4 separate regions of the Homo sapiens genome follow, and all the other regions are linked to region 2. A link is a contact called in ENCODE Hi-C or POLR2A ChIA-PET data. All regions are on one chromosome and are shown on one strand. Each heading gives the region's core, a stretch centred on a gene start or an enhancer-like site at or near the end of the contact. The rest is flanking DNA. Distances are from core to core; before and after follow the strand shown.

Region 1 (3,216 bases), core at 146-2,645, 240 kb before region 2:
AGATAGTGATCAATAAATACTGAGGGAACTCAGAGACCAGTGCCAGCGTGGGTCCTCCGTATGCTGAGTGCTGGTCTCCTGGGCCCACTTTTCTTTCTCTATACTTTGTCTCTTATTTCTTTTCTCAGTCTCTCATCCCACCTGACAAGAAACACCCACAGGTTGTGGAGGGGTGGCCCCCTTCAAGGTGAATTCTCAGACAGATCAATTTTAGGAAAGAGAACACATGGAAGGCTCCAAGAATGTCTTTAAAAACCACGTGTGCCCATGTACTGGTTCGAAAGTCTCTGTAAGCTCTTTGGGTATACATACCTCGTGTCAAGACCAATGTACTAAGCAAATCACAAGAACTGTCTCATTTCACATTATGCGCTAAAGGAGTAACTTTACCCAAGAGAGCTTTGTCCTTTGCCCACAGTTCCTATGAGGCAAACTCTAAGCCTTTGGAATACGCTGCTTGATAAAACTGTCTTTGGTTATCAGGGCAATTTAAGCCATGCCAAATTGTCTATCCTAATAATGTGATTTACTGTGGGAGACCTTGGACCACGTGGTATTAGTTTGATATCTGGAGGAGCTGGAGATTGAAGTCAGCCTCATAGGCAGTCAATTGTGTGTGTGTGTGTTAACTGATATCCAATAAAACTCTGGACACCAAGGCCTAGGTGAGTGGCAACAATGGTTACAATGGCTGGCAATAATAATATAAGGGTGTATATATAAGAATATGATAATTTAAAAACGTATGAAGCAAAACAGAATGAGAGAGGATTAGACAATTCAACAATAATAATTGAAGACTACATTACCCTACTTGCAATAATAAAGAAAACAAATAGAAACTCAGCAAGGATACCGAAAACTTGAACAACATTATCAACCAACTAGACTTAACGAACATTTAACACTGCACTCAACAGCAGTAAAATAAACATTTTTTTCAAGAGCACATGTTATATTCTTCAGGAAAGATAATATCCCATGTGATAGCCTGAGATAGGGCCTCATGGGAAGGGAAAGACCTGACCGTCCCCCAGCCCAACACCCGTAAAGGGTGACTCACAAGGGCCCCAGACCCAGACAGAGTCGGACTCGTCGCTGATTTCCTCAGACTCTTCATCCCTACAGCCAAAGGACCCGTCATTAACGCCCCGCTTCCTCAGCGACTGCGTTCAAATACAGCCCCAATCAGGACGCTCCACGCACCATCGGTACACAGACCCACAGGCCGCGAGTCCATGCCCAGAACTCGACTCACCCGAGCCCGAACCTCTCCAGACACCACTGGCAGCGACAAAACGCCGCATCCACGTCCGAAAACGCTTCCTATTCAGACGCGCTCCTGCGCGGACTCCGGGAAGCTGAGCGGTAAAGACCGTGAAGCGAGGCGAGGACCACGGAGCCTGCCCGGGATCGCGAGTTCAGACTGCGGGCGCCGCTCTATGAGGTCACAGGGCTGCGCCCATCGCAGCGTTTCTGACAGGAGCGGCCATAATGGCTGTGGGAATCACTCTTAGTCACCTCAGTGCCTTTCTCTCTTCGTTGCAAGGGACACTCAAGAGTCGGGTGCCCAGCCAAGGCCAACACGGCGCAGTGGCATTCTATTCAGCCTGCTGTGGAAAAAAGATGGCGGCGCCCTTTGTGCCCATTATAGCTGAGAGTGGAGCCTTAGCTGGAGCACCATGGGCACGGCCATCTTAGAGGAAGGCAGCAGCCGTACGGCAGAGAAGATGCTCATATCCAGGACAATTTGGAAAAATAAACAAGGTTTGAAGAAGTCACGGTGCTGGCCAGGAAGCGGTCACAGAGTTGCCAAAACCAGTGGTCACTGAAAGTGTTAGATTTGGGGATAGGGCGGGGGTTCTGGGCTGGGTAAGGCTTTTGTGGGTTAGATTAGACTCTGACTGAATGGACGAAGCCGAGAACAGGAGTGATGCTCCATTAAATGCTAATACCCACATGGGGCTTGCTATTAAAACCACTGCCAGTGGGGAAGGGGATGAGGAGGTGAAGGTGCAACTGTGTTAATATCTACATGTTTCCTTCCAGAAGTAAAGGAAGATGACAGTGGGGCACTTAAGAATATGAAATTATTAGAATGCGATCATCCTACTTTGCAATGTTTCCAGATTTTTTAAAAAGTCACACTTAAAAAATATTAGTTCTATTTTTGCAGATGTTGGCGTTGTAACTGTAGAAGATTTAAGTAAATATTGTATTTTTGGAAGGCAACCTAGAGCCAATTTAATTTTTTCGTTTTCTTTGACACAGCAATTCTAAAAGCTATCTAGGCAAATCTGTCTTAATATTAACCACAACTTTTGTAATTTACAAAAAAAGGGAATTACAATGAGAGATGAATACTTTGGTAAATTATGGAACATCTGCTGAACTGTAAGAGTATATATCAATTTAAAAGAATATGCTACAATTGTTTTATAAAAAAGAAAACTTTGTCAGAGGACAAAAAAATGATCTGCAGGATAGTATATATTTTATGGTCTTGTTATTGGAAGAAATCATAAACATCTTTTGGAAAATTGTGATTGGTTAAACAAGACATTTAGTTTGAATTAATATTGTTTGTGTTCATAGGTAGAGAATGCCATGTTTTTACTTGAAAAATATTCCCAATTTATACTTAATTTTACTATCTTTGTACCATAATCATGAATATATTATAAAACATGTTGATCTTAGAAAATAGGTATGATGATGTATAATAAGTTCATGGCATGATAAATGCAAAATAGGCTGTTTTCTTTCAGAAAATAAATATGCTCATGCATTTGAAAAATTCTGGAGAATATACTAACAATATTTGACTGTTCCGTACAATTATGGTGACTTAAAATTTCTTCATTTTACTTACGTTTTGTAATTTCTAGAGAATAAGAATTTCATGTTCGTATTTCTTGAGTGTTATAACATATTCCATCCAGGATTAAATTTCAGCCCCGTTCATCTGGAATGTTAATCTCTGGTAGGTAAGTTTAGCACCTGGTCCACAGGACTATGAGCAGCCCATGATGGGACCTTCACTGATCATTTCCAGGAGTGGGCTGATAAAACTTTGCCGTGGCAGGCTGTGCTGATTCACGGGACAAGGAAGGTGATTCAAGGGCCTGGTTGGTGGAGCACTTTTGTCTGATTCATTGCTGGAGACAATCTGCCCTGAATCCATCCTGTTACAGTGTGGGAATGGTGATGGGAGCA
Region 2 (3,083 bases), core at 288-2,787:
TCTCGTATCCATCTTTGTGACATATCACTATATCCTCATTTTAACCTGCTAATATTTTAAATATGTTCATTTTCATATCTAAACATGATCATACTTCAAGATGGATGAAGGGATCCAAAAATAGGGATATAAGGCCGGGTGCGGTGGCTCACGCCTGTAATCCCAGCACTCTGCAGGCCAAGGTGGGCAGATGATCACCTGAGGTCAGGAGTTTGAGACCACCCTGGCCAACATGGCAAAACCCCATCTCTACTAAAAATCCAAAAATTAGCCAGGCGTGGTGGCACGCGCCTGTAATCCCAGCTACTCGAGAGCCTGAGGCAGGAGAATTGCTTGAACCCAGGAGGTGGAGGTTGCAGTGAGCTGAGATCGTGCCATTGCACTCCAGCTTGGATGACAGAGTTAGACTCTGTCTTAAGAAAAAAAAAGTTGGGGGGGTGAGATATCAGAGAAAAGCATACTTATTAGTACCTGTTAATTCAAAAATATTGCCATAAAATTATTGCCGGCAGACGTAAGGCTATTTAAAATTTGATAATCTAGTTTTACTTCTATCAGGGTTCTATAAAAGAATAATCGGCCTACCAAATACACTTAGAATTACTGCAGAGTTATTCTTTAGATCAATAAATACAATTGTCTTCTGAAGACTATTTTAAGGGCTTTGTTATCTACAGGGGCCAGTACATTGAAGAAGAGAAAACAAACAAGATTTAAGAGATTATAATTTTTAAAATAAAAAGTATGTTTACTTATTACTTTCAGAATGCACCTAAAGTGAATCTGAAATTACAGTATTTTTAGAAAATATTGACCTAAGCCTCAGCCTCCCAAGTAGCTGGGATTATAGGCGTGTGCCATCACGCCCGGCTAATTTTTGTATTTTTAGTAGAGACGGGGTTTCTCCATTTTGGTCAGGCTGGTGTCGAACTCCTGACCTCCAGTGATACGACCGCCTCGGCCTCCCAAAGTGCTGGGATTACAGGCGTGAGCAACCGTGCCCGGCCTCTATTGCTTTTTTAAAAGCAATAGCTGGTGACCTGACTTCTCACCGGCCTTAGCACTCCACGCCCCAGATGTGGCCCAGGAAACTCTTTGGAACTCTCTACTCCAGAGTGAATGGGGAATAGAAATGGAGAGGATTTCTATGCTATTCTGTGGGGCGTCAGCGTGAAATTACACATTCTGCACAGGTTGAGTTTGCATATTGTATTTTAGTTTGCATTCCTTTCACAGACAATTTAAGGGATTTTCAATTAAATTTCTAAATTTTAATTGAATTCCTTAATTTTAATTGTGGGAACTTTCCTGGATCCAAACAACAGACGTTGACCCTCCTAGTGAGATCCCAGGTCACAAACCGTGGAGCGGCTCCAGCCTGACTGGCAAGTGTGGCTTGCAAAACGCGGAAAACCGAGACACGCCCAGAGATAGGAGGAGGGAAGTGCAGGCCCCGTCCAATAAGTATTCAGGCCCCGCCCGCCACGTCGCTGGCCACGCCCCGGCCCGGCCTCTCCGTTCGCGCGCAGCCGCCTGCAGACCCGGAAGTGGATGGCGTGGAGATATGGCGCAACTGCGGCGCGTGAGTTTTCCTTTGTTTAGATTAAGTGTTCGCTTAGCGGTGCCCTCACGCTTCTGTACCCGGGATGTGGGGGGCGGTACAGACCTTGAAATCCCCGCACCGCTCTCTCCACCCCGAGTAAATTCATGCGTCCCGTCAGAGTGTTAAAATCGCCCTAGGGCTGGTTCTGTCTCCGGTCGTTCTGCCGTAGGGCTGCGTAGGCAGCTGCTTTCGCGCCGTTTTCCTGCTTAAAACCCTTCAGTGACCCCTCCGCCAGCCCCGCGCCACGTAAAGTCCCCGCCTGCGAGGCGGATCCACGCCCTCCGGGTCCCAAGCCTCGTCCTTGTCGGCCCCTGGGGCGCAGCGCCGCAGCCGCCATTCGGGAGGGGCCGCGTCCTCTGCCTGGTCTGGGGATTCTGCAGACCCCACCCCTGATCTGCCTGCCGCCGTAGTCCTCCTTGGGCCGTTCCCTTCTGTCCCCAGGCCTTTTCGCAGTCACGGCTTCTCCGGATCCTGTGTTGGGGGAGGTGGCCGGGACCTATCTCAGGGCACCCAGTGTTCTTCCGTCCCAAATTCCTCCCATTGGAAACTGTGCTCTTGAGGAGGTGGGTATTTTATTCCAGTCCCCTCCCTGTGAATGTGAAGTGAAAGAGAGATGGAGAGCGAGGTAGAGGAAACAGAAAAATTTAGAGAGAAAATAATGAGGAAGATCCATAACAAGACGGCAACGCAGAGGGAGGGTGAGAGATTTGCAAAGTGAAAGAAGCACCCCAGGAAGTAGCAGGGAGAGAAAAGCAACTCGAGAAATGTAGAGAAAAGTTCTATTTCTAGACAGATGAAGGACAGCAAGGTAGGGAGAGGGGCAGCAAAGCGGGAGGCTCCTCAGACAAAGTTGGGGAGAGGAGGAGGGATTTGGAGCCAGGGCAGACCGAGCAGCGTGGTGCTGGCACAGCAAGAGGGGGCAGCCGGTGACAAGGAGGGCAAAGGGAGAACCACCCCAGAGATCTGGGGTTGCCAGACAGTAGGGACAAGGGGGCGTGACAGAGAAGAGGGAATTTAACAGGAGGAGCACAGATGGGAGAAGAAAGAGGCAGAAATATATGGAGATTGGAGACAATCAAAAGATTGGAGAGAAAGAGCAACAAGAGGAAAAAAATTGCAAGATGGAGCAGATGAAGTGGAAAAGAAGGAATAGAGGGAAGAAGGGGAGAAACTGCGGGAGAGGAGAGGGGCTCAAAATCTCGGCTCACTGCAACCTTAGCCTCCTGAGTTCAAGCGATTCTCCTGCCTCAGCCACCCGAGTAGCTGGGACTACAGGCGCCCGCCAGCTCGCCTGGCCAATTTTGTATTTTTAGTAGAGACAGGGTTTCACCGTGTTGGCCTGACGGGTCGTGAACTCCTGAGACCTCAGGTGATCTGCCCACCTCGGCCTCCCATAGTGCTGGGATAACAGGCTTGAGCCACCTTGCCCGGCCTCCTCACATTTTATTAATTTGCTGGAATGGTTCCCAGAACTCAGAGA
Region 3 (2,877 bases), core at 191-2,690, 180 kb after region 2:
TTTCTTTGTGTTTGGATCACAAAGAAACTTTGTTTTTCTGCAGTTGATGGTTATTTGTAAATCTACTTTGTGGTGACCTGATGTAAACAGTGTCTTCTTAAATGTACATCAATTACAGATTAAAAAAAAAATCCTGTATTATTTAACTCAAGAAATGATACCCCTTCAGCAACTTAAAAAAAAAAGTTTGTTTTTGTTTTGTGCGTGTGTGTGTTTTCTTTTTTTTGTTTTGTTTTTTTGGAGACGGAATTTCACTCTTGTTGCCCAGGCTGGATGGCAATGGCCCGATCTCTGCTCACCGCACCTTCCAACTCCTGGGTTCAAGCAATTCTCCTGCCTCAGCCTCCCGAGTAACTGGGATTACAGGCATGCGCCACCACGCCCGGCTAATTTTGTATTTTTAGAAGACACAGGATTTCTCCATGTTGGTCAGGCTGGTCTCCAACTCCCAACCTCAGGTGATCCGCCCGCCTCGGCCTCGCAAAGTGCTGGGATTACAGGCGTGAGCCAACGTGCCTGGCCCTGTGTGTTTTATAAGAGAGACTGGGACTCACTCTGTTGCCCAGGCTAGTCTTGAACATTTAGCCTCAAGTGATCCTCCCATCTCAGCCTCCCAAAGTGCTAGGATTAGAAACATGAGCCAACACACCCAGCCAAAAATCGTCTTTTCTATTTACATTCAGAGTGCGTGTAAATTTGAAATTCACTCTACGTATCGAAATTATTGACATTATGATGTCAATAAAGTTTATCGCAGAGACGTTTGAGGTTAATTCATCTGAAGTTTGGAATAGAGTAACAGGTATAAGGGAGAGCTATTTATATCTATTGTTTAAAAGTTTAAGAGTCATTTATATCTATCATCTAAAAGTTTTAGCTTTCCTTTTTAAAAGCAACATTTGGTGACCTAACTTATCCCTGGCGTTAACCCTCCATGCCCAAGGCGTTGTCCCTGGGAAATTGTCAGGAGCTGAGCACAGGGTTGATCCTCACCCTCCAGAGTGTAGGGGGAATAGAAAAGGAGAGGATTTCTACTCTGTTCTGTGGGACGACAGCATCAAATTGCATGTTCCGCCCAGGCAGGGCTTTGCATTTCATATTCTAGTTCGCTTCCTCTCCCAGACAATTCCAGGGCTTTTAAATTAAAATACTAAAATTAACTTTAATTGCAGGAACTATCTTAGGTCCAATCACTGTCCCCTACTTTGACCCTCTCATAGAGATCCCAGGTCCCAGACTGCTTGGCTGCTGGTCACCGATAGGGTCTTTCCTCAAAAACCTGGAGAACAGACGCGCCCAGAGACAGGCCGAAGGCAGCGCAGACCCCGCCCCTCACCGCCCCACCCTCTCTTCTCTCGGGTCTCGCCCATCCCTGGCCTCAGCTGCGCGCGGTTTCCTGGAAACCCGGAAGTGAATCATGGGGCGTGAACTCGCAAGCGCAGTTTCCTGAAGACCCGGAAGCCGATCGCGTGGGGAGCCGGTCTTGGAGCAGCGGGTGAGTTTCCCTTTGTCTAGATTAGATCCGCTTCCAGCGCTTCTGTACCTGGTGTTGGCGGAGGGGTTCTTACGGATCTTAAAATCCTCCCGCCGTTCCCTCCATCCTAGGTATATTAATACGTCGCCAAGAAATTCGGAGGTTAAAATCGCTTGGAGGCTGCTGGTCCTTTCCCTGAGCTCTCTGCCTTCGGGCCACGTAGACGCTTTTCGTCCCGTTTACCTGCTTAAAACCCTTTACTGACCACTCCTTCGGTCCCGCGTCATGTAAAAGCCCTCACCCATGAGGTGTATTCACGCCCAGTGGGTCCTCCAAGCCTCGCCCTTCTGGCCTCTTGGAGCTCGGTCCCGCAGTCTCGATGCATCAGCGCCGTGTCCTCTGCCCGGCCCTGGGATTTTGGAAACCCCACCCCTCTCCTAATCCACCCCCAACCTTGTCCTCCTTGGGCTGGGCCCTTGTGTTCCCCAGGTTTCCCCTTCACAACCCACATTCCTTACCCCGCATTGAGGGAGGTGACGGGGCCTGGCTTTTGACACTCAGTGTTTTTCCGTTCCAAATTGCACCCGCTGGAAAATGTGCTCTTCCAGAGGAAAAACGATTGATTTATTCTTTCCTCCTCTGAAACTCAACACGGTAGTAAACACTGAACCCAGAATACTTCACTTGTGGTCACCGAATGTGTGGGGATTTCTCCCCACTAACAAGCAGTTCTCTATCAGACATCAACTCGGTGTCCCATAATTTACCTCACTTCTGACAGCTGTACCTGGTGTAAGCATCGGATCCCACAGATTAAAGGCTCAGTCCACAAGACTTCTCCACTTCAGATGTCGGTTACAAGTCCCAGATTGGAACCTGAACTTCTAAGCTACTGGATATAAATTGAGGATTCCCATGACCCAGTCTTCAGTATTTATTAATTTGCCAGAGTAGCTCACAGAACTCAGAAACGTTTTAGTTGGGTTTACTCATTTGTTTTAAAGGATATTACAAAGGTTGCAGATAGACAGATGGAATAGCAGTTCTAGAAAATTAGTTGAATGCAGGAGAGGATTTGGGAACCGTGGTGTTTATCTGGTCAGTCAGAAGTAGAGGTGAAAACTACTACTTGTGTACAGCTTCTAAGGTGAAGGGTAGTCTTGTGGGACTGAGCTTTTCACCCATGGGATCTGACACTATCTCCTTGTAGATAGTGTAAGAATTGAGTTAAATTTTAGGATTCCCAGGTGGAAGTCTGCAAGGAACTGGTCAGTGTAGGGAAACCACACATTTTCTTGACCAGAAGTAAAGTATCCTGTGTTGAGCACGAGAGCAATGAAAACAGTTTGGTTTTTTCCTGTCTCAGTGAAGGGAAGATATTTGTAACAGGCTCACTTACCTGT
Region 4 (2,847 bases), core at 139-2,638, 170 kb before region 2:
TGTGTTTCCCTCTCTCATTCTGAGCGTCTTTTTTTTCTCCTTTTCTGTTTTGCACCCCTTTCTTTATTCCCTCTTTTATGTCTGTTCTGCCCAATGCTCTGCAACTTACTTCACCTCTCGTAGCTCTTTCTCCCCAATCTTTCCGATTGTCCCCAATCTCCACGTATTTCTGCCTCTTTTCCCCCATCTAAGCTCCCTCTCTGCTCTCCTTGTTAAATTCCCTCTTCCCTGTTACATCTCCTTTGTTCCCACTCTCTAGCACCCCCAATTTCCTAGGCTTACTCCCTGCTGTGGTTCTCCCTCTACTCTGCTTGTCACCCACTGCCCTCTCTCCCTCTCTTTCAGTCCCAGCACCACGTAGCTCTGTCAGCCGCGGCTCCAACTCTTTCACCTTCTCCCCACTGTCTGTCTGTCTGCAGTGCCTCCTCCTTTGCCGCCCCACTCTATTTTGCTGCCCTTCATCTCTCTGAAGGTCCCCTTTTTTTCTAAATTTCTCTGTGTGCTTTTCTCCCCCTGCTACTTTTTCCATCCGTTCTCTTTCACTCTTGCTCTCTTTGCAAGTCCCTAAAGTATCATCCATTTTGCCGTGTATTTATGGGTCTCCCTCATTCTTTTCTCCTCAGTTTTTCCTTTTGCTCCGTCGTTCCCCGTCTTTTCCTCTCCTGATCCCTCTCACCCACACATTCGGGAGGAAAGGGGAGGAATAGGATGCCCACCTCCCGGAAGAGCACATTTTCCAGTGGAGTAAAATTTGGGAAGGAAGAACACTGGGTGTCACAAGACAGACTCAGGTAACCTGTCCCAACGGGGAGTCAAGAAAAGCAGTGGCTGTGAAGGGGAAGCCTGGGGAGCGGAAGGACCCGGCGTGAGGACGACACGAGGTGGCGCGGAGAACGATGTCTCACGACAGGGAGGGTCTGCAGAATCCCAGGACGTGGGAGGAGAAGCGGCTCCTTCAGGAGCCGGACAGTGGGCGCTCCCCTCCAGGGGCAGACGACGGAGGAGCTCGGGGATCGCGAAGGGCGCTAGTCCACATCCCGAATGAGGACTCGACTTGGCGCGGGGCCCAAGCAGAGGGTTTTAAGCGGGAACACTACCTGAATGGGGTTGTCTACATGGTCCTAAGGAAGAAAGGCAGAGAGCAAGGAACGGCCTCAGAGAGATTTTAAACCGAAAGGGAAGCAATTCTCCTACTTACTTGGGACGAAGGGGCTGTTGCGGGTATTTTAAGGTCCGTAGCGATCCCCAGGTCACGGGTATGGAGAACCGAGGACTGCGAAGTGCACGTTTAATCAAGGTAGACGAAGAGAAGCAAACGTTTAATCCAGGTAGACTGAAACACACTCATAGCGACGTGGCCTTTCCCCAGCGCGATCTGCTTCCGGGTGTGCAGGAAACTGGGCGCGGAAAGAAAAACTGGGCGGCCTGGGGGCGGGGCCTAGGCGGGGCGCGACTAGGAAAGGGCTGGGCGGAAAGACTGGCCTGACTTGGGAGTGGCCCGAAAGGGTGGTGGGAGGCCCAGGGCGGTAGGGGGCGTGACTAGGTGGGGCTTGGCTGGACCGAAAACTGGGATGAAGCGGGGCCTCCAGGGGTGGGCGGGGCCGAGGCGGGGCCTGTTCTCCACTCCGCCTCTCACCCAGCAGGATTTTGTTTTCCAGGTTTGGGAGTATTTGTGACTATTTCTTGTCCTGTGAAGCAGCGTTGCTCCTTGCCCATTTTAAATTAATGTTTCAGAATTTAAGGTTGAATCTTAAAGTTGTGGTCCACTTATACTGGAAACTAAGATGATTTATTCTTAACAAGTTGAACTGATTTAAGTCAAAACCGATTTTTCCGAGCCTGGTGGACTCCATCCAGTCTTACCAGAAAAGCTGAAGCTACTCAGTAGTCAGGGAACTGGGATCTCGGTGGGGATTGGATGTGGAGCAGTGACTGGATCCAGGAACCCAGAAGACATTATGCCAAGCGAAATGTGCTAGACACAGTGTAGAAAATGAAATAAGTAGAGGTTCCTCTTCAAAGGGACTTTCCTCCCAGTCTAATTGAGAATAGATAGTAACCTCTCTTAGAAGCAAAATTTACTCAAAGACCTGTGCTAATATTCTTAAATATCTGCTAGCCATAATAGATAAATCAATATACTCTGTGTTCTTAGCTCCCACATTTTAGCCTAGATATTTGCCCTGGCATGCCTGAATTGTTCCAAGCAAGCATTAGGTCACAGCCTATTCCTCTTCCTTATTTGGAAGTGTTTTTGCCTCTCTCAGCCTTCCACAAGTTACTTCCTCTCTTCCTTTGTTCTCCTCTGCCTTTGCCTCTTTTGGGAAGTTCTAAGGTGCTAGCCAATCAGGTCAAGCACAGAATTGGGTCCGATTCCAGCCAATGGAAACCAGACACAGCAGTAGGGTGGACGCGTCAGGTTATTATTATTATTATTTTTTTTGAGACGGAGTCTCGTTCTTTCGCCCAGGCCGGAGTGCAGTGGCGCTATCTCGGCTCACTGCAAGCTCTGCCTCCTGGGTTCACGCCATTCTCCTGCCTCAGCCTCCCGAGTAGCTGGGACTAGAGGCACCTGCCACTGCGCCCAGCTAATTTTTTGTATTTTTAGTAGAGACGGGGTTTCACTGCGTTAGCCAGGATGGTCTCGATCTCCTGACCTCGTGATCCGCCCACCTCGGCCTCCCAAAGTGCTGGGATTACAGGCATGAGCCACCGCGCCCGGCCAGATGCGTCAGGTTATAAATGACCCTTCTCTTTTGTTCATGTGTACTCTCGTGGCAAGACTGCTAGTGAGCAGCACCCTTTCTGCAGAAAGTAAACTAGCCTTGCTGAGAGATCCTTTGTCTC

What was found. Hi-C counts contacts between places; a loop is a spot of excess contacts on that map. ChIA-PET counts read pairs that join two places held with the same protein, here RNA polymerase II (POLR2A). Pooled maps may share reads with other maps.
Region 1: a pooled map shows a loop between it and region 2 (6-fold over the local background). The contact joins the promoter of ZNF614 here to the promoter of ZNF766 in region 2. A Hi-C loop is called at or near these places in 1 of 37 single-sample maps with no recorded cell type and 9 of 50 pooled maps. POLR2A ChIA-PET finds 5 or more read pairs at or near these places in 1 of 52 experiments (activated B cell).
Region 3: a map of naive thymus-derived CD4-positive, alpha-beta T cell shows a loop between it and region 2 (18-fold over the local background). The contact joins the promoter of ZNF578 here to the promoter of ZNF766 in region 2. A Hi-C loop is called at or near these places in 1 of 168 maps with a recorded cell type or tissue (naive thymus-derived CD4-positive, alpha-beta T cell) and 4 of 50 pooled maps. POLR2A ChIA-PET finds 5 or more read pairs at or near these places in 1 of 52 experiments (naive thymus-derived CD4-positive, alpha-beta T cell).
Region 4: a loop to region 2 is called in a map of CD4-positive, alpha-beta memory T cell, with 14 times the contacts of the local background. The contact joins the promoter of ZNF841 here to the promoter of ZNF766 in region 2. A Hi-C loop is called at or near these places in 1 of 168 maps with a recorded cell type or tissue (CD4-positive, alpha-beta memory T cell), 3 of 37 single-sample maps with no recorded cell type and 13 of 50 pooled maps. POLR2A ChIA-PET finds 5 or more read pairs at or near these places in 4 of 52 experiments (HepG2, WTC11, activated T-cell and 1 more).

Annotation. Positions count from the first base shown.
Region 1 is chr19:52,026,984-52,030,199 of GRCh38, forward strand. It overlaps ZNF614 (zinc finger protein 614), which reads right to left and starts at 1,396. Exons shown (of 5, transcript NM_025040.4): 1 at 1,259-1,396. It overlaps LOC112268244 (a long non-coding RNA gene), which reads left to right. Exons shown (of 2, transcript XR_002958414.2): 2 at 129-2,797. RefSeq lists enhancers at 1-653, 1,124-1,883.
Region 2 is chr19:52,268,050-52,271,132 of GRCh38, forward strand. ZNF766 (zinc finger protein 766) reads left to right here and starts at 1,538. Exons shown (of 4, transcript NM_001010851.3): 1 at 1,538-1,582. The coding sequence starts at 1,565. LOC124904763 (a long non-coding RNA gene) reads right to left here. Exons shown (of 4, transcript XR_007067331.1): 4 at 1,195-2,192. RefSeq lists enhancers at 1,279-1,824, 1,747-2,041, 2,475-2,544 and a silencer at 1,335-1,564.
Region 3 is chr19:52,452,113-52,454,989 of GRCh38, forward strand. It overlaps ZNF578 (zinc finger protein 578), which reads left to right and starts at 1,441. Exons shown (of 6, transcript NM_001099694.2): 1 at 1,441-1,495. It also overlaps a transcript of ZNF534 not described here and the pseudogene LOC441862. RefSeq lists an enhancer at 883-2,082.
Region 4 is chr19:52,094,377-52,097,223 of GRCh38, forward strand. It overlaps ZNF841 (zinc finger protein 841), which reads right to left and starts at 1,389. Exons shown (of 7, transcript NM_001136499.2): 1 at 1,199-1,389.